Regions from separate parts of the Homo sapiens genome. Here region 1 is linked to region 2. The links are chromatin loops, found by intact Hi-C in ENCODE. Cell type or tissue: thyroid gland. All regions are shown on one strand. Each heading gives the region's core, and the rest is flanking DNA. Links, peaks and the distances in the headings are about the cores only.

Region 1 (12,051 bases), core at 2,445-10,444, 330 kb after region 2:
CAGGTAAGCCCTCTTCTCTCTGACCGTTACCAGGGGGCCCGGGAGAATGCAAAGAAAAGGAGACTGTGGGCACCCTGCACCCAGAGCATTTGCACCTCAAGGAAACTTCACCAGCCGATATCAAATAGCGAACACTGCCTGTCATACTTCCATAGCTAGGGAAAGGAATTTTCCCTTTTGCAGCTTCCTGGCTGCCAACCAGGAGGCTACCCCTTTCATTAAGCTGAAATGAGAGAAAAGAGAGGCTACACATTTCCCCATTTCTATCACACTCATACGAGGCTGGGAAGACCCAGTGAGGAATGAGGAAAATAGTAGGGACTTAGGAAGGAGAAAGTTACAGCCAAACTCAGCCAGCCTCAGGAAAGGCAACTGTTTACCAAGCAAGGTACAGAGGACATTCACTTCTATACTAGGAAACCCAAGCCGGTGGTCTGCATGCAGACTGTTAGGTGGGGATCACTCCTAAACACTGAAAGACAAATGGTACCTACATCTGTTCCAGGATCCATTCTTAATAATGATGATCAGAAATCAGCATTTCACCTTAAGCAAGGAATGAACTACTAGAATCAAACACCAGGTGGGTGGCTAAATCAATCTGTGCAGCCAATAACATTTGAAAACAGCCTCATCTGAAAAAAATTTCAAAGCCATCAGCCAAAGTATCCACAAAACACACCTTTCTTCAGGTTTTCTACAGCCTCCTCTTCCATAATACCTTATTTTCTTCTTTGAATTCCACTTGGAGCCCCAGATTATTTGTACTGACAGGACTGGTCTATCACACCTTCTCCTGGAAATAAGAACTCTTTTATGCTCCTACAGACACAATGCGTTAAAATTATGCTAACAATTTCACGTTATAACGTGCGTGGGGCTGTAAGCTCCCTGAAAGCAGGGATCCTGTCTTGCTTATCTACTCAGTGCCTAGCATAAAATGCTTCGTATGTACTAGGCACTCAATAAACCCACGTGCTGAATGAGTGCTCACATTATAGAGGATACACAGTATCAACAAGCTGCTTGTCTAGTCAAAGATATAAAGCAGTAATCTTAATGTTTACTACTACTTTCTGAAAACAGAAACAATAACGAATTCTCTAGAAATATTACACTGGGTCATCTTTCTCTTTAAGACTTTTTCCTATTGCCCTCTTTACCTTTTAGGGGACCACCCAAGTATATTTCACTCTTTGGCTACAAACTCAGCATCAATGAACCCCAACCCTAGAATTGATACACAGATTAAATGGCATAATGTAGGATGAGCAACAGTAGTGTAAGAAATAAGCATGTAAGAGTTCAGATGCTGTTTTGTGATGTGTTCATACTTCTCTGCTTTCCCTCCCACACATATTTTCTCTTCCTCACCCACTCCTAATTTCTCTCTCACATCCCTATTTCCTGTGAAAAAGGTCTCCTTTCTTTAGATTTTTTTTTCATGGTTTCTTTAGATTGTCTTTTGCATTACTTTTGTAATACTGTGACTATGTATTTGGTCTTCCACCCTGTCTCCTGGCATACAACTCCTAAAATCCTTGGAATCTCCAAAATAGAATTTTTATTTTTTATTTTTTTATTTTTATTTTTTTTTGGCTCTGTCGCCTAGGCTAGAGTGCAGTGGCACGATCTTGGCTCACTGCAGCCTCTACTTCCCGGATTCAAACAATTCTTCTGCCTCAGCCTCCCAAGTAGCTGGGATTACAGGCGCATACCACCACACCCGGCTAATTTTTTGTATTTTCAGCAGAGACGGGGTTTCACCATGTTGGCCAGAATGGTCTAGAACTCCCAACCTCAGGTGATCCATCCGCCTCGGCCTCACAAATTGCTGGGATTATAGGTGTGAGCCACCACACCCAACCAGTAATGTCTTTTCGTATGCTCACGAATTGACTGATGGCTGGCAGCTCCTAGGTAGCTTCGGACAGGAGCTGGTCACCAGGAAGACCAAGGCATGACTGATTAGAGGACTGGGACTTTCAGCCCATCCTTAATTTCCAGGGAAGGGAGAGATACTAAAGCTTAAGTTGATCACCAACGGCCAATGGTTTAATCAATCATGCCTATGTAATGAAGCCTCCATAAAAACTCACAAGTACAGGGTTCAGAGAGCTTCCAGATAGCTGAACACATGGAGGTTCCTGAAGAGTGGCACACCTGGACGGGGCAAAAAGGCTACATGGCCCTCTCACACGCCTTGCCCTATCACCTGATATTCAGTGGTATCCTTCATAATATCCTTTACAATAAAAAACCAGTAAACATGTTTCCTTGAGCTCTGTCAACCGCTCTAGTAAATTAATTGAACCCAAGGAGGGGCTTGTGGGAACCCCATTTATAGCCAGTCAGAAGCACAGGTAAAACAACTTGGGGCTTGCAAATGGTGGGGGGCGGGGGCAGTCTTGAGGACTGAGCCCTCAACCGTGGGATCTGACACCATCTGCCTGTCAGCTGGCGTCTGCTGCAGCACCGAGTGCCTACTCGGTGTGTGTGTGTGGCTGGGGGCATCTCCACAAATCTGGTCCCAGAGGTGTTCTGTGTCGACTGTTGACACTGAGTATAGGAATAAAGGAGTATAGGAGAAACCTGATTTTTCCCTACATCCTCAGACTTGTACTATAGCCCTGACTACTCAAATGCTTCTATTAAATCTTTCAAAAGCTAAACATTTTTATTCACCTATTTACCTACCCTCGAAAAACTTCCAAAAGGAATTTTTTTTAAGAGATGGGGTCTGTGTTGCCCAGGCTGGAGTGCAGTGGCCATTCACAAGTGTGATCATGGCTCACTGTAGCCTCAAACTCCTAAACTCCTGGACTCAAGCAATCCTCCTGCCTCAGCCTCCCAAGTAGCCAAGACTGCTGGCATGTGCCACTGTGGCTCCAAAAAGAATTTTTAATTTCTAAGTTAACGGACACAGGAAGAGGTAATGCACATGTTAATTGGCTCAATTTAGCCAATCCACAATGTATAGATATTTCAAAACATCATGTTGTATATGATAAATACATACAATTTTTATTTGTTAATTAAAACAAAATTTGAAGGAAAAAAACTACATACAAAAAACTTGATCCAGCAAGGGCAAAGCATCCTGGAAAAGTTCACTCCTAGAGATGAGGAATCTAGAGAGTGGTGGAAGGATTCACAGTGTTGTTATTATTATTGTTAAATGACCTGGAGGCCACACTACGCTCTCGGTGTGTTTACTGATCTATTACTAATTAGACACTACGGACACAGGAAGTGCAGTCTGGTGTAGTGAGAAGAGTACTCAACCAAGCCCTGGTTCAGATCACAGCTGTCACCACAGCTACTGCCTCCCTGTGTACCCCTCCTTAGCTCTAAAATGGAAGGACAGCTGGGTGCAGTGGCTCATGCCTGTAATCCCAGCACTTTGGGAGGCAGACAGGTGGGTCACCTATGGTCAGGAGTTCGAAACCAGCCTAGCCAACATGGTGAAACCCTGTCTCTACTAAAAATACTGAAAATTACAAAAAATTAGCTGGGCGTGGTGGCAGGTGCCTATAACCCCAGCTACTCGGGAAGCTGAGGCAGGAGAATCACTGGGAGGTTGCAGTGAGCCGAGATCGCGCCATTGCACTCCAGCCTGGGCAACAAGGGCAAAACTCTGTCCCAAAAAAATAAATAAATAAAATAAAATAAAGGACAGTAGCACCTGCTTCGCAGGATCGTTGATGAAAGAATTAAACCATACAGCATTTAGCACTGAGCTTGGCATGCAGTAAGGACTCAAAAAATATTAGTCATTACTATCACTGTCCCAATCCCATCTCCCAAGGCACCTATGAGGGCTGAACCAGCCAAAGCCTTTAAGAACCTGGCACTCCAGGGTTGGTACAGAGCAGGCGCTCAACAGCCGCCACTTATCAATGGTAGTGACTTGCTAATAAACTCATCCCTGCTGATCTGTGGCAATTCTAGTAGAATTAAAGGTTACTTTGCTTTGAAAGTTCTTGGGGATTATGCAAATAAATATAATGGAACAACTCTCTATACCAAAAAAAAAAAAAAAAAAGAAAGAGAAAAGCTGTTTTATTAATATTTATGCCATCGTAAGTAATTTTTATCTAGGCATTTAAACAAGTTCCCAAAAGACATCTAACTTTTTTTTTTTTTTTTACAATGACTATTAGGAAATAATTAAAGCAACCTCCTTCTAAAATCTTCCGTAATTCAGGCTTCTTTTATGCAGACACACCAATCCCTAATTAGAACAGAACAATGAGGTTGTACTTCATTCTGAACAGTGATCTTATCTTGAGTAAGTCTTGCCCCTCCTCAGAATCACTGATCTGCTGAAGAGCCAGAGAGCTCGGCCGGCAGCCCCCACCCTCTCCTCCCCAGGAGAAGGAAGCGAGTCACTGCTCAGGGGCCCTCACTCGGTGCAGGACCGGCTGGGTTTGAGATAGAATAGAAGTCGGCCTCCCCAGAGGACTGTACTCTAATTGAGGAAGACAGCCAATGGACACCAAGCCACAAACTTAAATTAACACGTATGTCATATTTTACAGCCAAGTGGAATAAGGCAGTGAACAAAAGTAGGAAAGGCTTCAAATAAGAGGCTCTGAGCAGAAGTTTAGAGGAAAAGGACACTGACAACTCCAAAGAGGCAGGGACAGAAGACAGCAAGACAGGCAGGCAGAGATGGCTGCTCTGCTGTGGGGAACTTCAAGGGAAAAGCTCCAAGATGGCAGGAGCCCCAGGGTAGGTACAAGTTCCATACGGTGGGAAGGGCCTCACTACGGTAGGCAGGCTTGCTCTGTCGCCCAGGCTGGAGTGCAGTGACACAATCTCGGGTTATTAAATTTGGGTTTAATAAACCGAATTGTCTTAAAACCCTCAACACAGCACTTACATTTATACTAGAGCTTAGAATTTGGGTTTTCTTGTTTTCCTGTCATATGCTGTGTTTTGTATGATGAACGATATTTAAGTGGACATTAACAACGACCTTCCCCAAGAAGTCCATTCTTCATATACGACATTCTAGTGGGGTTCTTCCTACTGTATCAGATCCACATACCTACCAAAGTGACGCCCTTCCCACTGTATCGAATTCGTACCTACCGAGGGGCTCCTGCCATCTTGAAGTTTTTCCCTTGAAGCTCCCCACGGCAGAGCAGCCAGCTTTGCCTGCCTGCCTTGCTGTCTTCCGTCCCTGCCTCTTTGGAACTGTCTTTTCTCAGTGTCCTTTCCCTCTGAAGTTCTGCTCAGAGTTTGCCTCTTATTTGAAAGCTAAATTACAGGACAAATATTCTTCATGTCACAGAAGGGTCCATCCAGGGGGACTCTTTTACACGGAAATGTGCTTAGTAAGTTCATTTAACATGGAAACATGATGAACTTCAAAGTTTGAATTAAGGGGAAATAAATCAAGCTATGGTATCAGGTTAAACTAACTGCAATAAAAATTACAGAACCTTAGAAACTGTAATGTGAATCAGAAGGGAAATACTGATTTATCAAAATGCACTTAATACAATATTCAAGAGTGCTACCTGGAAAAGGTAAAATCTACTTTTGCATAATTGATTATAAAATTTTAGCTTTTTTATTCATTCTCAAATGCACTTGATGGCTGTACTCTGTATCAGGTATCAAAAAACATCCTGCTTCGCTGAATGATTACTATTTACCTTCCATTTAAAAAACCCAAGCAAGACAGGGCCAGGCACAGTAGCTCATGCCTGTAATTCCAGTATTTTAGGAAGCCCAGGCAGGAAGATCACCTGAGGTCAGGAGATCAAGACCCGTCTGGCCAACATGGTGAAACCTCATCTCTACTAAAAATACAAAAATTAGCTGAGCGTGGTGGTGGGTGCCTGTAATCCTAGCTACCTAGGAGGGTGACACCGGAGAATTGCTGAACTCGGGAGGCAGAGGCTACCGTGAGCCGAGATCGCGCCACTGCACTCCAGCCTGGGTGACAGAGCAAGATTCTGTCTCAAAACAAAAACAAAAACAAAAAACCCTAGACAGTCCTTATTCAAAGTTCTTTGTCACCTGGGACCCTAAACTGTCCTGGAAATGCAGCCAAGTCTATTTTTATTTGGTGCACTTAGCAGTCACAGGGAAGTGCCATTCCCAGACAGCCAAGACAACGTTAGTTTCCTCAACATGGTTTGCGTGCTGCTTCCCTCAGCCCTGAAGGGTGGGGACAAGGGTGGAATGGAAGGTGCCTGTCATAGCAGCCAGCTGCCACCAGAACACAGTAATGACCCAGCAGCCCCTGCACGTTAGCCCAATCATCTGGGACAGGGGAGCAAAAACGGGTTGTTTACCACCACCACAGCTGAGAGGGGCACCAGACCCCGGAGAGGTGCTACAGTCAGCTGCCTATCCACCCTGCTTACAGGGAGAGGATTCTCCAGCCAAGAACAGTCCTGGAGGAAGAAGAATGTGGGGGCTGAGCTAGGAGCTAGCCTTTGCAGAAGCAGCCCCAGACCCCAGATTCCCAGCCACCTCAGATTCCCCAGCCATATTGTAAGAACAAGCAAACAGACATCCAGAGACCAGGTCCTTTGCCCCAAATGCTGTGAGATGTAGCTGGCAGGCGGCAACAAGAAGTCAAGAAAGGGGGAAAGAGCATATTCCAGACGTGAAAGCAGACTTGGAAGTGCCAGTCCATGTACAACGCGTGGAGGCGTGTGGGCTATTTGAGAGCCACAAACAGAAAATGAATGCCTTAAGTCCAAAAAGTATGCCAGTACCAGGTATGTTGGCTCACACCTATAATCCTGGCACTTTGGGAAGCCGAGGCAGGGGGACTGCTTGGGTCCAGTAGTTCAAGACCAGCCTGGGCAACATAGCGAAACCCGGTCTCTACAAAAAAAAGTACAAAAATTAGCCAGGCATGGTGGCACATGCCCATAGTCCTAGCTGCTCAGGAGGCTGAGGTGGGAGGACTGCTTGAGCCCAGGAGATGGAGGCTACAGTGAGTCAAGATCACGTCACTGCACTCCATCCTGGGTGACAGAGTGAGACCCTGACTCAAAATAATAATAAAAAGGTACACCATAAAATGAGAGAATTCAGAAACAACTGAGAAGCACAACATGATGGAGAATCACAAGCTGAAGAACAACCTTAGTGTTACTCATCATAGACTATGCTGATAAAGAATATCCGTGGCTGGGCATGGTGGTTCACACCTGTAATCCCAGCACTGTGGGAGGCCAAGGCAGGCAGGTCACCTGAGGTCAGGCGTTCGAGGCCAGCCTGGCCAACATGGCAAAACCCCTCCTTTACTAAAAATACAAAAATTAGCGGGGCATGGTAGTGCATGCCTGTAATCCCAGGAGGCTGAGGCACCAGAATCACTTGAATCTGAGAGGTGGAGGCTGCAGTGAGCCAAGATCGTGCCAATGCACTCCAGCCTGGGCGACAAAGCAAGACTCTGTCTCAAAAAAAAAAAGAATATCTGCAACACATCTAGCAATGTATACCTGGAGAATATATGTGCTGCCTTTCACATTTTAAGACTCTACCAACACACAGGCTCTTGAAGGAAAATTTGCTATGATCAAAACTATAAATGCATATGCCTTTTAACCACTAATTCTATTTCTATGAATCTGTTCCATAGATTTGCCTGTCCGCATAACTTTACAAGGCTATTCATTAAAGCACTGTTTGTGAGAAGACAAGACTGGAAATAACCTAAATGTCCACCAGTGGGGAGAGGATTAAAGCAATTATGGCACAGGTCACATAATGGAATGGTAGACAACTGTAAGAAGACAATAAACGTATGCAGCTGTGTGTACACTATGCTACCTCAGTTAAGAAGAAAAAGGCAGGAAGGGGGAAGAGAGAACTAAGAGTCAACAGCGTCTGCCTGAATACAGATAAACCCTGGAAGACAGCACTACTTCCAGTGGTTACCTGGGAGGAGCTAGGTGGAGGGAGGCTCTCTCTACAGGTTTTGTCCTCTGAGTTTTCTGAGCCATGTGAATGAACTACTAGTTTAAGTAATTAAAGGAACTAATTTTTTTTTTTTTTGAGATGGAGTCTTGATCTGTCGCCCAGGCTGGAATGTAGTGGCGCGACCTCAGCTCACTGCAACCTCCACCTTCTGGGTTCAAGCAATTCTCCTGCCTCAGCCTCCTGAGTGGCTGGGACTACAGGTGCACGCCATCACACCCGGCTAATTTTTGTATTTTAGTAGAGACGGGGTTTCACCATGTTGGCCAGGACGGTCTCGATATCCTGACCTCATGATCCATCAACTCAGCCTTCCAAAGTGCAGGGATTACAGGCGTGAGCCCACCGCGCCCGGCCAAGAAACTGATTTTTTTTTAAGGCACCCCCACTGGGGATATACTGGCCCAGGTGATTAACTTCAGCACCAGGTGGTAACACCTGGAATGGTTCCCAGTGCTCCAGTTTCCAGTTAGGGTCCTTATGATTTGAGGATAAAATGTGAAATGGGTTCACTATTAGTTCAAAATATATTTAGTGTACAAATAAGCTTAAAAGGCTAGAAAAGAAAAGGGCACTTTAAAGAAGAACTTTTCGAAAGTATTTTTTTCTAAAGGGATGTGACAATCGACATGTAACATTTTGTACCCAACGCTCACACAGGGAAATCTGACATTATTTCAAAATACTCAAAAATTAGTTGGCTGTCATGTCTTGTGGCTTCTAGCAAATCAATGAAGAAACCTCTAATATAAAGATGATGTTAAAAATGGAGCTTGTGACAAAGCAAGTGATGATCAGACGCCACACTAAAACACAATCCATTTTCCTATCTCTGGATGGCGCCTCTTAGGGGTAATTTGTACTTTGTTCAAATAATTCTCATTAGAGGTCTAAAGGTTTTGCAACAGGAATTAACTAAAACTTTGCTTCTCACCATTTAACAGATTCTCTTAATCACAAATATAAAAATAAAACAATACAAAAACATATATACCCCCAAAATGTTTTGTTTTGAATTTTTTTAACTAGTTTTTCTTTTTTCACTATGAAAGTAAATACATTTATGGTTTTTTGCTTTGTTTGAAAAAAAACCCTCAGAATATAAAATGAAAAACAGCCCCCAAAACATCTCTAGCTCAACCCCGAAAAACAATTTCTAGAGATTCCCTTCTAGAAATTTCCTACATACACCATTAGCATATCTTTCTACCCCTAAAAGAGATCTAATTATCATTTTTGCTCTCCATCCTTTGTTTATTGATTCTCAGTCTTTTCTCCCCTCCTAAGTACCCATCACTCTCCCTCAACTGGATCTGCAATGCCAGGGAACTCAGCTACTCTTCTGAAGGAACTTCACTGATTTTACCCTTTCTTTTCTAAAGGATTTCTGAGTCATACTCAGTGTTTTACAATCTCTACATTAATTAACTAAATTAACGAAAAGGTCTGGAGTTAATGAAAATGTTCTTAGAAGTCCTACCCATCAAGAAACTTTATCTGCTTGGTGTTGAAGTAGGTTGCTAACCTACAGATATTTCTATTTCAACTATTAAGGTGGGTAATAAAAACCAGAAGTTTTAAGAATCTATTCCAGGAATTGAGAAACAATAAACACAACTTCTGTGTGAGCTGGCTGCATGACATGCATTTTGATGACAGTAGCAAAACCTCTAATATTCTTTGAGATGACATGGAATTAATTTTAAAAAAACTTTAAGCCTAGGCAACATAGCAAGACCCTGTCTCTACAAAAATAATAAAAAATTATCTGGGCATGGTGGTGCGTGCCTGTAGTCCAAGCTACTGCGGAGGCTGAAGTGGGAGGATGGCTTGAGCCCAGGAGTTTGAGGCTAGAGTGAGCTATAATCTCACCACTGCACTTCAGCTTAAGTGACAGAGCAAGACTCCGTCTCAAACAAAAAACAAGAAAACTTCAATTATTCCTATTTATATAACATAGAGAAAACATTAAAATTGTTTTGTGTTATTTATCTAAATGCAGCACCAAAACATTTTACCGTTAAAAAAGAAGACTTAATTAATTAAAAGAAAGCCTGGGCCGAGCATAGTGGCTCACATCTGTAATCCCTAAACTTTGGGAGGCTGAGGTTGAAGGACTGCTTGAGCCCAGGAGCTCAAGACCAGCCTAGGCAACATAGGAAGACCCCGTATCTCTACTAAAAAAAAAAAAAAAAAAAAAATTAGCCAGGCATAGTGGCATGCACCTGTCATCCTAGCTACTTGGGAGGCTGAGGTGGGATTGCTTGAGCCCAGAAGGTGGACATTGCAGTGAGCTGTGATCAAATAAATGCACACCAGCCTGGCGGACAGAGTGAGACCCTGTCTCAAAATAAATAAAAATAAATTTAAAAAAATAGAACAAAGCCTGCATTTCTAATACTAACATTTCCAACAGCTCTGAGATATGTATCAGTCTGAAAGGCACTGATAGTAGAGTTACATAAAATGGGCTACTTAGGGCAAAAAGAGTAAGAAGAGACCATATTTGCCTGGCTACGCACAGTCCATCTCTAGAATACGTAAGAAACAGCTAACACTGGTTGCCTATGGGGAGGGGAATGACCAGTGACCCCAGAAACAGACAGGAGGAAGAGTTTTCACCAATTACTCTGCTTTTTTGGAATTCTGAACCATATGAATATATTATCTACTCACAAGAACTTAAAAAAACTTTTAAAAGAAAATTGTTTGTACAAAAATTTACTAACATCTTAAATAAGAACACTAGTTCCAGTTCTTAAGCTGCTTTTCATGGGGCCCTTTTCCTGCCAAAAACGGGGCTCAGGAGGGGAAAGCATTGTCTACTCTCCCTACAGACCTGAACTTGGATGAAAAAACACACCTTGAAAAAGCTAATCTAGACTTCTGGAAAATAAATCACAGGAGCTCCCCCAATCACTCTGGACACGGGTTTTTTAAAGCTTAATTTTGTTTTATAAGCCCTAAAAAAAAATAATAACCTGGACTCCTAGGTCTGACATTCAAGGCCCTTGGTGATGTTATCTCGCCTTCAGATGCCCAAGCTGATGCTCTACTCACCCTCAATGAGCTCTGGTGTCCTTCCTCCAACAAGCCTCCCTGACCACCCAGCCTGAGGCATCCACTTCCTTCCAGTCAGACATCGAGCTGAGTGTGAAATGCTATAGGCCACGGTGGGCACCACGGGACTGCTCACCCACCACACCACACAACTCAGAGTTCCATGAGGACAGAAGCAGCTTCTGCCACTACTGTCATCACCACAGCCCAGCAGGGTGCCCCACACGTAAAATGTGCTTAAATATTTGCTGAATAAAAGAATGAAGTGGTAGGAGTCAAGACTGGATCCCGGGCCGACCAACCCCCGCAGGGCAGAACCACACCTTTAGTCTCCACCATCTCAGAAGCAAAACCATGAGGCCTCCTAAATTCTGGTAGCCCAGTGAACATAACCCAAAAACTGTCACAAGAGCCAGACCTCCACCCTGCTATGAGTGCTGTTCCCTCTGCCTGGAACAGTACTATCTGCCATCTCCTATTCACCCTCAGGTGTCAGTGCTAACGTCACAGCCCCCGGGGACTTCCAATACCCTTCAAAACAGGCTCAGTCCCCATCTGGTGCCTCAGTCAATGCACAGTATGTCCCCTCCAAGGTCACACCTGACTGCAGTTACCTGTCCAGTATCCATCACCACCCATGAGGGCAGAGATGGGGCCTGTCACATCCCCACTGGATCGCCAGGGCCTACATCACAGCATAACAAATATTTTCTAAATTAGTGAATAATCCTGAACAGTGTGACCTAAGCCGTGAATATTTTTGAAGGAGTCTTTCATCATTTTTAATTTGGAGTCTTGCATCTTTAAAAGATGATCGTTTTAAAGGAACTTTGTCATAAATATCTAGGTGATACGTATCTTAAAGAAAACTCTAGACAAAGAGGATAAGTAAATGTACTTACAGTTGTGCTGTCCAATACCGTAGTGACTAACTACATGTGGCTATCTTCATTTACTCAAACCAGGTAACATTTAAAATTTAGTTCCTAAGTCACACTAATCACAATTCAAGTACTCAACAGCCACACGTGGCTCGTG
Region 2 (10,294 bases), core at 2,247-10,246:
CACAGCCTGGCATTCAGGGCCACTATCAGTCTCCACGTCTTCGTGGTAGTGGTCCCCCAAGCCCGGCTGTCTTTTCTTTTATCTCTTTGTCTTGTGTCTTTATTTCTACAGTCTCTCATCTCTGCACATGGGGAGAAAACCCACCGACCCTGTGGGGCTGTACCCTACATCCCTGAACTTCAGTGTCAAGTCACTGTCAGGGACCGGTAGCAGCCCAGGATCTTCCTGCTGAATTGATGGCCTTGTTGCACGGAGTTCCTCCTCCTCTTGCTGGTTGCCCTTTCTTTTCTTCAGGGTGAAATATTCTATTCACTCTCATGTTGAGGGCAGCATACTTGAGGCATCAGGCCCACACACATGCTCCCACACACACTCTCTCTCTCTCTCTTTCTCTTTCTTTGCCATTTCCCTTGTATCTCTCTCATTTTGCACCTGTTCTGTGACTCTCTCGTCTGAATCTCAGGAAACTTTGGAGGAAGGATAGGGACTGCTGGGAAATCCTCCAGGAACAAGGTTAGGAAATTTGAAGGGCCTGTCTAGCCAAAGCAGCCCTCCCCTTTTTAGTTCCATGTCAGCCAGGAGCATGTGAAGCAGCCCTCAGTGATCAGCCTGCATGGGGTTTGTCCCTTGCGAGAGGCCCAGCTCAGCTAGGAGCCCTGGTTTGTTGCTTGCATCCCATGCTGTCCCCGGGCCAGGATGCTAAGACCTGCCATTCTGATCTTGCTTTATTCACCAAGATTTACCTTTGTGTTTTCTTCTAGGAGTTCTATAGTTTTAGCTCTTACATTTAGGTCTCTGATCCACTTTGAGTTAATTTTTGTATATGGTGTGAGACAGGGGGTCCAACTTCATTCTTTTGCATGTGGCTATTCGGTTGTCCTATTATCATTTGTGGAAAAGACTATTATTTCCCCATTGAGTTATACTCGCATGTTGTCAGCCATTAATTTTAATTGTCACTGTCAGCTCAGTGGTTTCAGTGTCAGCATGCATTAATGTCTTAGTCTGTTTTGTGCTGCTGTAACAGAATACCTGAGACTGGGTAATTATATATTTTACATAAAATATATACAGCATTGTATATATGGATACATGCAGTCATCCCTCAATATCTGCGAAGAACTGGTGCCAGAACCCACCTGTGGATACCAAAATCCACAGATGTTCAAGTCCTTTTCATGTAACCTATGCACATCCTCCCATATACTTTAAGTCATCTCTAGATTACATAAAATACCTAACATAATGCCTATACATCACTTCATTCACATGGATTCAACATAGTACTTGGTATGTGGCAAATTCAAGTTTTGCTTTTTGGAACTTTGTAGATCTTTTTTGAACTTTGTAGATTTTTTTTCCAAATAATTCAGATCCATGGTTGGCTGAACCCATGGATGTGAAATCCATGGATACAGAGGGCCAGTTTTGTATGTGTGTGTGTGTGTGTGTAGTTTATATATATATGTCATATATATTATTATATATAATATATATTATATTATATATTATTATATATAATATATATTATATTATATATTATATAATTATATTATATTATATATATTATATAATTATATATTATTATATGTTATATATTATTATATATTATATATTATTATATATTATATATTATATAATATTATATATTATTATATATTATATATTATATAATATTATATATTATATATTATTATATATTATATATTATTATATATTATATATTATTATATATTATATATTATTATATATTATATATTATATATTATATAATATTATATATTATATATATTATTATATATTATATATTATATAATATATATTATATTATTATATATTATATAATATATATTATATTATTATATATATATTATAATATAATATATTATATAATATATTATATAATATATATTTTATAATATAATTTATAATTTATAAATTTATATTTATAATTATATATGTTATATAGTTATATATTATTATATATAATAATATATGACAATTATATAACATATATAATATATTAGTATTAGGTTATATTATTATCATTATAATCAGAAACTTACTTGTCTGAAATTTAATGAGCCACAGTTCTAGGAGCAAGCCCAAGATCAAGGAGCTGCATCTTGCCGCACCATCCCATGGCAGAAGGGCAAAGAGAGGGCGAGAGAGAGCAAGAGATCAAACTCACAGCCTCAAGCCCTTTTATAACCAGCATTAATCCATTCTTCAAGGCGGAGCCCTCATGACCTAAACACCTCCCAGTATGCCCCACCTCCCAACACTGTTGCATTGGGATTTAAGTTTCCAACACAGGCTTTTCGGAGACACATTGAAATCATATAATAGCAATTGACTTTAGTTTACCTGCTCACTTCTCAGGTCTGTATTGGTTTGAGTTGTAAGAAGAAATCTTATTGAGCCTGAGGTACATGTATTAATTTTATTTTAAAATTGATTATATAATTTGATTTGCATTGCATGGGATAAGGATTTAATGTCTTAATTTCCTGGATAGAATAAGAAATGAACAAATGACTTTTGCACACAGACCTTACTGGGCAGAGCTGTTTCGTTGTGATCATGAAGCCACTCCTTTGTTTTGCCTGCTTGTGTTCCTGCTAGGTAACGATGACTCGGACATAGACATCCAGGAGGACGATGAATCCGACAGTGAGTTGGAAGAAAGGCGGCTGCCCAAGCCACAGACAGCCATGGAGATGCTCATGCAAGGTACCCCGGCGTCTTTCGCTGGACTTCCTCCCTGCGCCCTGTTTCACAGAACACCTGGCCAGGACTGGGGCAGGCTGCTTAGTATTGAGGCCCACAAGCGTGCTGCGAATGGCCCCTAGAAGCAGCTCTTGCTCAGGTTTATCCTGTCCTGTTGTTTATGGCTCTTGAACTGCTCAGTGGTCATGTTTGCTCCTTGTCTGTGATCCCAAGACTGGATGGTTCATATTTATGGCTTGGTATTTCTCACAGCCACAAGAACACATTGCCTCTGCCACTCTCAGTGCAGTGATATACTTAATAGCCTGAGAATTAATGCAGAAAGGGACTTAAATGAGCATCTCTGCCTTAAAAAAAGTTCTTCTAATTCCTTTACTCATCACAAAAGATTCAAGCAACAAAGCTCAGCGCAGTGGTGCACACCTTATTCCCAGCTACTCAGGAGGCTGAGGCAGAAGGATCATTTGAGCCTAGGAGCTCGGAGCTGTAGTATGTGATGATTGTGTCCGTGAATATCCACTGCATTCCGGCCCGGGCAACATAGAGGGGCTCTTAAAACTAAGTTAAGCCAGGCGCGGTGGCTCACGCCTGTAATCCCAGCACTTTGGGAGGCCAAGGCGGGTGGATCACGAGGTCAAGAGATCGAGACCATCCTGGCTAACACGGTGAAACCCCGTCTCTACTAAAAATAAAAAAAAAATTAGTTGGGCGCAATGGCGGGCGCCCATAGTCCCAGCTACTCGGGAGGCTGAGACAGGAGAATGGTGTGAACCCAGGAGGCGGAGCTTGCAGTGAGCCGAGATCACGCCACTGCACTCCAGCCTGGGCGACAGAGTGAGACTCCGTCTCAAAAAAAAAAAAAGAGTTAAAACAAAAAAAGACTCAGGCAACAAAATTTGTAGAGCAAATGTGAATTCTCTCCTGGGGTCTTCCTCATGTCCCACTCCCACCTGGGAGGGCTCATGGCTAGTGGCCAGGGTGGGTGTGTCTTTACAGATTACCTTTCTGTACATATACATACGCACACACATACACATACAAAGATCACCTGAAAAAAATTTAACCTGAGTGCAACCAGACGGTATGTATGGTTCTGCAACTTGCTTTTGTTTTTAAAAATTAAGTACAATTGGAACTCTTCCTCTGTCAGCAATAGATCTGCCCCCTAATTTTTTTTTTTTTTCTTTTTGAGACAAAGTCTCGCTCTTGGTCCCCAGGTTGGAGTGCAATGGCATGATCTTGGCTCACTGCAACCTCTGCTTCCCGGAGGGAGCAATTCTCCTGCAATCCCAAGTAGCTGGGGTTACAGGCCCGTGCCACCACACCCAGCTAATTTTTGTATTTTTAGTAGAGACGGGGTTTCACCATGTTGGCCAGGCTGGTCTCGAACTCCCAACCTCAGGTGATCCACCCGCCTCGGCCTCCCAAAGTGCTGGGATTACAGGCCTGAGCCACCACTCCTGGCCTGCCCCCTACTTTTTAATGGCTATGTCATATTCCTAGCAGGACTGTACCCATGATTTACTGGGCGTTCTCGCATTGATATTTCCCCTCTTTTCCTTGTATATACATCTTTCTGCATGTCTGCATATCTTTAGGTTGCATCATTAAAAGTCAAATTCTTAGGTCAAAGGTTCCATAAATTTTTATTTTAATACTATAAAATTCTCCTATATTTGCCTTTAAAAACATTTCTTATCTACCACCTGTTAATGTTTGGAGCACAGTTGCTTTTTTTTTTTTTTTTTTTTTTTTTTTTGGAGACAGAATCTCATTCTGTCGTTCACGCTAGAGTGCAGTGGCACGATCTCAGCTCACTGCAACCTCTGCTTCCTGGTTTCAAGCGAGTCTCCTGCCTCAGCCTCCCGAGTAGCTGAGACTACAGGTGTGAACCACCATACCTGGCTAATGTTTAAAAAAATTTCTGTAGAAATGAGGTTTCATTATGTTGCCCAGGCTGGCCTCAAACTCCTGGCCTCCTGTCTCAGCCTCCCAAATTCCTGGGATTATACGCAAAAGCCAACATGCCTGGCCAGAAAACAAATCTTGAATGCTATTTCCTGCTTTATTTTCCAAGATTTTTATGACTTCTTCATGCTTTTGTTGTTCTCAGGAAGACCTGGCAAACGCATTGTGGGCACGATGCAAGGTGGAGACTCCGATGACAATGTAAGTCCCCCGCTCCCCTCAGTGGTTCTGTGCACTCTGGGTTTGGCTGTCCCCATAGATGGGAGTGGCTGAGTTGCTGTCAGCAGCCAGGGAGCCGTCTATGGTCAGCCCGGCCGTGCCTCGATGCGTGGCAGGGTTTGGCCTCATGAGGCTCTGGACTCTTCGTTGCTCGTGGATGGCTCATCTCTTTTCAAGTGAATGTGCTTGCTCTGCTTTTTTTGCCTTCTCACTGTTCTTTCCATTCTCGCTTTCCAAAGATGGAAGCAGCACCAGCTCTCTTAGGTAAATGCAAGACTTCCAGCTCCAAGAAGCAGGTTGGTTTTCTGTTCTGCCTCATGTGTTTGTGGGTGTCTGTCAGCCCTCCCGGGGCCAGCCAGGGGCCTCTCCCTAGGAGTGATGCTTCCTCTCTCCTGGGCAAAAAGGCCACTCAAAAGAGATCCTGTGGTGACAGCGGGATCACTGAAGGCCCCTGTGCTAAAGTGGAGGCGCAGGCACGGAGCCTGGAGGCGGGGAAAGCTCAGGCCGGGCCATCCTCAGGCCCTGGGCCGCCACCTAGAAATGAAGGAGGACGCCGAGGGCCGGGCTCAGGACCAACCCCCCTCCCTGTTCTGTGCTGGGGACGGAATGGTGAAGCAGCACTGTCCCCAGACCAGGCCCTCGAGGTGCCAGGCATGAGGCTGAGACATAAGCTGCCTTGAGCTTTACTGAGTGGATAACTCCCTGGAGCACTTAAGCAAAAGGGGATTCTAGGGGTCCTCAGTGAGGTCCAGTCATCAGGGCTCTGCCGCCCATTGCTCAAGCCTACGTTCTTTGTTGCGTCCCTGGCAGTGCTGCTCGGCCCACACAGCAAAGGGCGACTCAACAGAGACTGACCCCAGGCTGCCTCCATGTGCCCTGAATTTACAGGGCACAGTCTGTAGAGAAGCAGAGAGAGCAACTGGAAAATAATTTTCCTAACAAGCTCGGGTGTGGATGGTATACAGCGTCTCTCCGTCTTGCCCACCCAAGACAGAAGCAGAGGGAGTGTGGCGTGGGTGCTGGCAATGCTGAGGCAGCACCGCCTGCCTCTTCTCCAGGGTTTGCCTTCTCTCTCCTCAGAGCGAATGCATTAGTCGCAGCTGAGCTTTATGCCTGGTGGTCACTTGTTTATTTCAAGGAGGCTGTGTCCATGCCGCCCTCCAGGCACAGGGTTCCATGCTTTACGTGTTCAGGCATCCAACACGTGTCTGTTGAGTGCCTGCCACATGCCAGTGCTGTCGTGGATTATGGGGAACGCAGCAGGGGCAGAGGCAAGCCCCTGCTTCATGGCTCACACCCCAGCAATAATGATGGATTGTCGGATCAGGGCTCATGGTGTTAACAGGAGGAATAACAGCTTCAGGGGACAGGGAGTGACAGGGAACAAGGAGGGGGTGGCGTCTTCTGCGAGGTCAGTGAAGGCCCCTGACGTGGTGGTGTTTGAGCAGGGCCTGAGTGGAGGGAGCGAGCGCATGGGTTGGCGGCACCTGGGCATGTGGAATGCACTCCTCGCATCGAGGAGCAGAGGCAGCTGGTGTGATTGTGGGTGAGTGCGAGAGGCAGCAGGGGCCATGCAGAGCTTTGCAGGGTGAGATGAAGACTCTGTTTTCTCTGAGTGTGAGGGGAAGGCCCTGAAGAATCATGAGCCCAGAAGGGTCAAGAGCTGATGATCCCTGTTTGAGAGAAGCCAGTTAGGAGGCGCCTGCACCCGTGGAGGTCAGAGGTGACGGTGCTTGGCCGAAGGTGTGGCAGCAGAGGTGTTGAGAAATGGTCAGGTCCTGGGTCTCTCTAAGAACCATCAGGTTTTGTGAATTGATTGGACATAGGCTGTTAGAGAAAGAGAAAAATGAGGGTGCCTGGGCTTGGTCTAATCAGCAGAAAGCAGAGTTTCATTTTCTGAGATGGGGCCGACTTGACAAAGGGGCTTGGAAGGCAGATCGAAAGTTTGATTTTGGACATTCTGAATGTGACAGCCACATGCTAGGGTTGAGTAGCCAGGTGGAATTTAAGTCTGGAGTTCAAGGGCCACGTCTGGGCTAGAGATTGAATTTTGGGAGCCACCCTTATTTGGTTGGTATCTAAGCCACAAGGATAGATGTGACTGCCTAGGGAGAGCAAGTAGAATGAGAAGAGAGGCGACCCAAGGTCCTGAGCTGCATCTGCCCTGCAGAGGTCCGGGAGGAAGGGGCAGGCAGAGGAGGCTGAGGGGCGTCAGCAGTGAGGAAGGGGGACCTGGACTAGAGAAGGGGCCCTGGGGGATGGAGAAGATGGGTTTTAAGGATGAAGGGGTGATTCCACAGCTCAAGCAGGATGAGGCCTGAGAATCGATCCCAGTCCGTTGAATGTTTCCTTCTTGACAGGAGCAGTGCTGGGGTCAGTAGGTGAGAGCCCGGGGGAACTGAAGCAGTCGTGAGGGGCACAGGTGTGGACAGTGAGTTCAACGACTCGCTCAGGAGCTTTGTGTGAGGGGAGAGAGACAGGGCAGAGCAGCTGGAGAGGAAGGTGGGATTACCTTTGGGGTTTTTTTTCAAGAAGGAAATTACAGCATGAGTGTGCACCGACAGGAATGATCTAGATAGAACGACCAGCCATCCTGGTTTACATGGGACGCAGGAACTGCCGTTTTAAAGCTGGGCTGAGTTGGTCACCCTGGAGCCCTGGATCCGATGAGGAGAGAGAGGGTGTGTCTTTCACTTTGCTCCCTTTTTTTCTTTTTTTTCTTTTTTTTTTGAGATGGAGTCTTGCTTTGGAGTGCAGTGGTGCAATCTCGGCTCACTGCACCTCTGCCTCCCAGGTTCAAGCGATTCTTCTGCCTCAGTCTCCGGAGTAGCTGGGATTCACTTTGCTCCTTATACCAATGTCTATGTTGCTTTCCATCCACAATCTACAAAAAGCCAAAACAGGCCTCCCTTCCCTCTCTCCAAGCCCCTGTCCTTCTTGCCATCTGTAGGGGGAGTCTCTAGGTCCAGTGGCCCTCAGCGCAGATGCAGAGTGCTTCTTAGACGCTGCGGGAAAGCCAGCCCCTGCAGCACCACACCCAGATGCACCTGCAGTTTGGAGGATTCTGGTTGGATGATAAATTCCAGCTGGCAGTACATAGCCTCAGTCCCATCTGTATGCCCTCCCACAGCCTGCTTGCCACTCTGCCAGCCTCTTCCTTCACACAGGGATGCTGCTATAGAAAGGGAGGCAGAGAGTCTTAGGACAAGATGTCAGGAATGAGGCAGGATCCCCCGTTGCATCTGCCATTTTTTTCCTATAGGAGGACTCGGAGGAGAGTGAAATTGACATGGAAGATGATGATGACGAGGATGACGATTTGGAAGACGAGAGCATTTCTCTCTCACCAACCAAGCCCAATCGAAGGGTCCGGAAATCTGAACCCCTGGATGAGAGTGACAATGACTTCTGACCCTTTTGCCAAGGGACCCTGGCAGATTAAAACCCTCAGACTTGTAGGTAAATGGGAACTTAGAAGGTTAGGAAGGTAACCCCTGTTTTGTTTACTAAGCTGGCTGGACTCATGATCACTGAAGCAATACTTATTTCTGCTTTAGCCTCCTATGTTTGCATTCCATGAAGCTTAAATAAGAATTGAAGCAAATCCCTAAGATTTATTTTTTTCCACCTTATTTATCTTCTAAAACTTGAGGAATGCATGTGTTCTTAGTGATTCACATCCACGGGACAAAAACTCAAGAAGAAATAAGAGCTGACGCCACACAAGTCTTGGCTGCTTTTGTTACTATACATTTTCTCTGAGACTCCAGCAGAGTTGGGGCTGGAACTTGGCACTGGGGACTCATGTTTGGAATCGTAGGGGAACATCTGGCTGTTAATCACTTGCACAGTTGAGAACATTTCCTATACATCGGCTTTTAATTCTAGCTCTTATTTCATTTTGTAATCTTATTTTCTTTCGTCTGCATGTTCACAATACCAAGCATTAAATGTATTTTAATAACTAAACTTTTCTGAAAGAAGGTTAGCTAAAGTTAAATGAAAACTTGGTTTCTTTGAAAATCAGGCAATAGAGACAGGCTCCAGATGAGGAATCCTCCATTTTCTGTCCGAAGCTGACATTCCTCTGGCAGTCCAGTTCACCTTGGATTACAGCCACCTTCATGTTTCCACGGTTGGTACTAAATCTGGAAACTCTGGTGACCTGGGCTGCCCTCTCAGAAACTCCAGACTCCCATGGCAATGACAGCCGGGACACTTTTCTTCCCTCCAGCCAGGGTTTCTCTAAAGGAGCTTTGTTTTGTCTAAAGTGTGGCAAGACATAGTGCACAACACAGGGACAAAGGCAGGTTTCCTGCAGCTCGCTACCTAAGTGTTTCTGTAGGGGAAGGAGCCAATTAAGAAAAAGTGTTGGTACAGATTCATGTTTCTGATTTAAAAAAACAACAACACAGGATTGAATTAAGTAGAGTAATAGCACTAGAAGAATTTTTCTGTTGTGAAATTAGAAGTGGAGTTGGTTTTTTTCTTTTTTCTTCTTCTTTTTTTTTAATATGAAAAGTACTTAGCTGGGAGTGGTGGCAAGCGCCCTTGGGTCCAGCTACTCAGGAGGCCAAGGTGGGAGGATCACTTGAGCCCAGGAGTTTTAGACTAGCCTGGACAACTAAGTGAGACTCCATCTCTACAAAAAATTAAAAAATTAGCCAGGTGTGGAGGGGCATGCCTGTGGTCTCAGCTATTCAGGAGGCTGAGGCAGGAGAATCACTTGAGACCAGGAAGTTGAGGCTGCAATGAGCCGTGATCATGCCACTGCACTCCAGCCTGGGTGACAGAGTGAGACCCTGTCTTTAAAAAAAAGAAAAAGAAAAGCACGCTGCTTGTAAAAAGCGTACAGTAGGTCAGGCGTGGTGGCTCATGCCTGTAATCCTAGCACTTTGAGAGGCTGAGGTGGGTAGATCACCTGAGGTCAGGGGTTTGAGACCAGCCTGGCCAACATGGCGAAACCCCACCTCTACTAAAAATACAAAAATTAGCCGGGCGTGGTAGCGCATGCCTGTAACCCCAGCTACTGGGGAGGCTGAGGCAGGAGAATCGCTTGAACCTAGGAGGCGGAGGTTGCAGTGAGCCGAGATGGCGCCACTGCACTCCAGCCTGGGCAGCAGAGTGAGACTCCATCTCAAAAAAAAAAAAAAAAAAAAAAGCATACAGTAAATAAAAAAGCACAAAACAGTTTTCACTTATTTTACAATTAAAAAGTCAGAAGACTTCTGAAGTTACTTATCTTTTAATACATGTATTTAACACCATACTTCATATTATTAAATAGGTTTTACTTAAAAATATAATTATTGTATTTGTACCTGTCAGATATAAATACTTATTCAGGAGTTCACAGGTACGAAAAGATACACATAAA

The links. Peaks named below come from ENCODE experiments on the same cell type or tissue, not always from the same donor. Only the 100,000 strongest peaks of a DNase experiment are listed, where the experiment ranks them.
Region 1: a loop joins it to region 2, with 2.6 times the contacts of the local background. A loop is called at or near these places in 15 of 110 quality-filtered maps.

Annotation. Positions count from the first base shown.
Region 1 is chr16:3,857,626-3,869,676 of GRCh38, forward strand. All of the region lies in intron 1 of CREBBP (CREB binding lysine acetyltransferase), which reads right to left. Among named protein-coding and RNA genes, the nearest start is that of CREBBP, 17 kb to the right of the region's middle. RefSeq lists a silencer at 2,262-2,446. In thyroid gland, for the core only: a CTCF peak has its summit at 6,222; no DNase peak of the experiment used is centred there; H3K27ac peaks cover 567 bases.
Region 2 is chr16:3,527,943-3,538,236 of GRCh38, forward strand. CLUAP1 (clusterin associated protein 1) reads left to right here. Exons shown (of 12, transcript NM_015041.3): 10 at 2,626-2,733; 11 at 4,844-4,899; 12 at 8,180-10,294. The coding sequence ends at 8,329. Among named protein-coding and RNA genes, the nearest start is that of CLUAP1, 32 kb to the left of the region's middle. RefSeq lists an enhancer at 2,763-3,263. In thyroid gland, for the core only: no CTCF peak of the experiment used is centred there; no DNase peak of the experiment used is centred there; H3K27ac peaks cover 3,085 bases.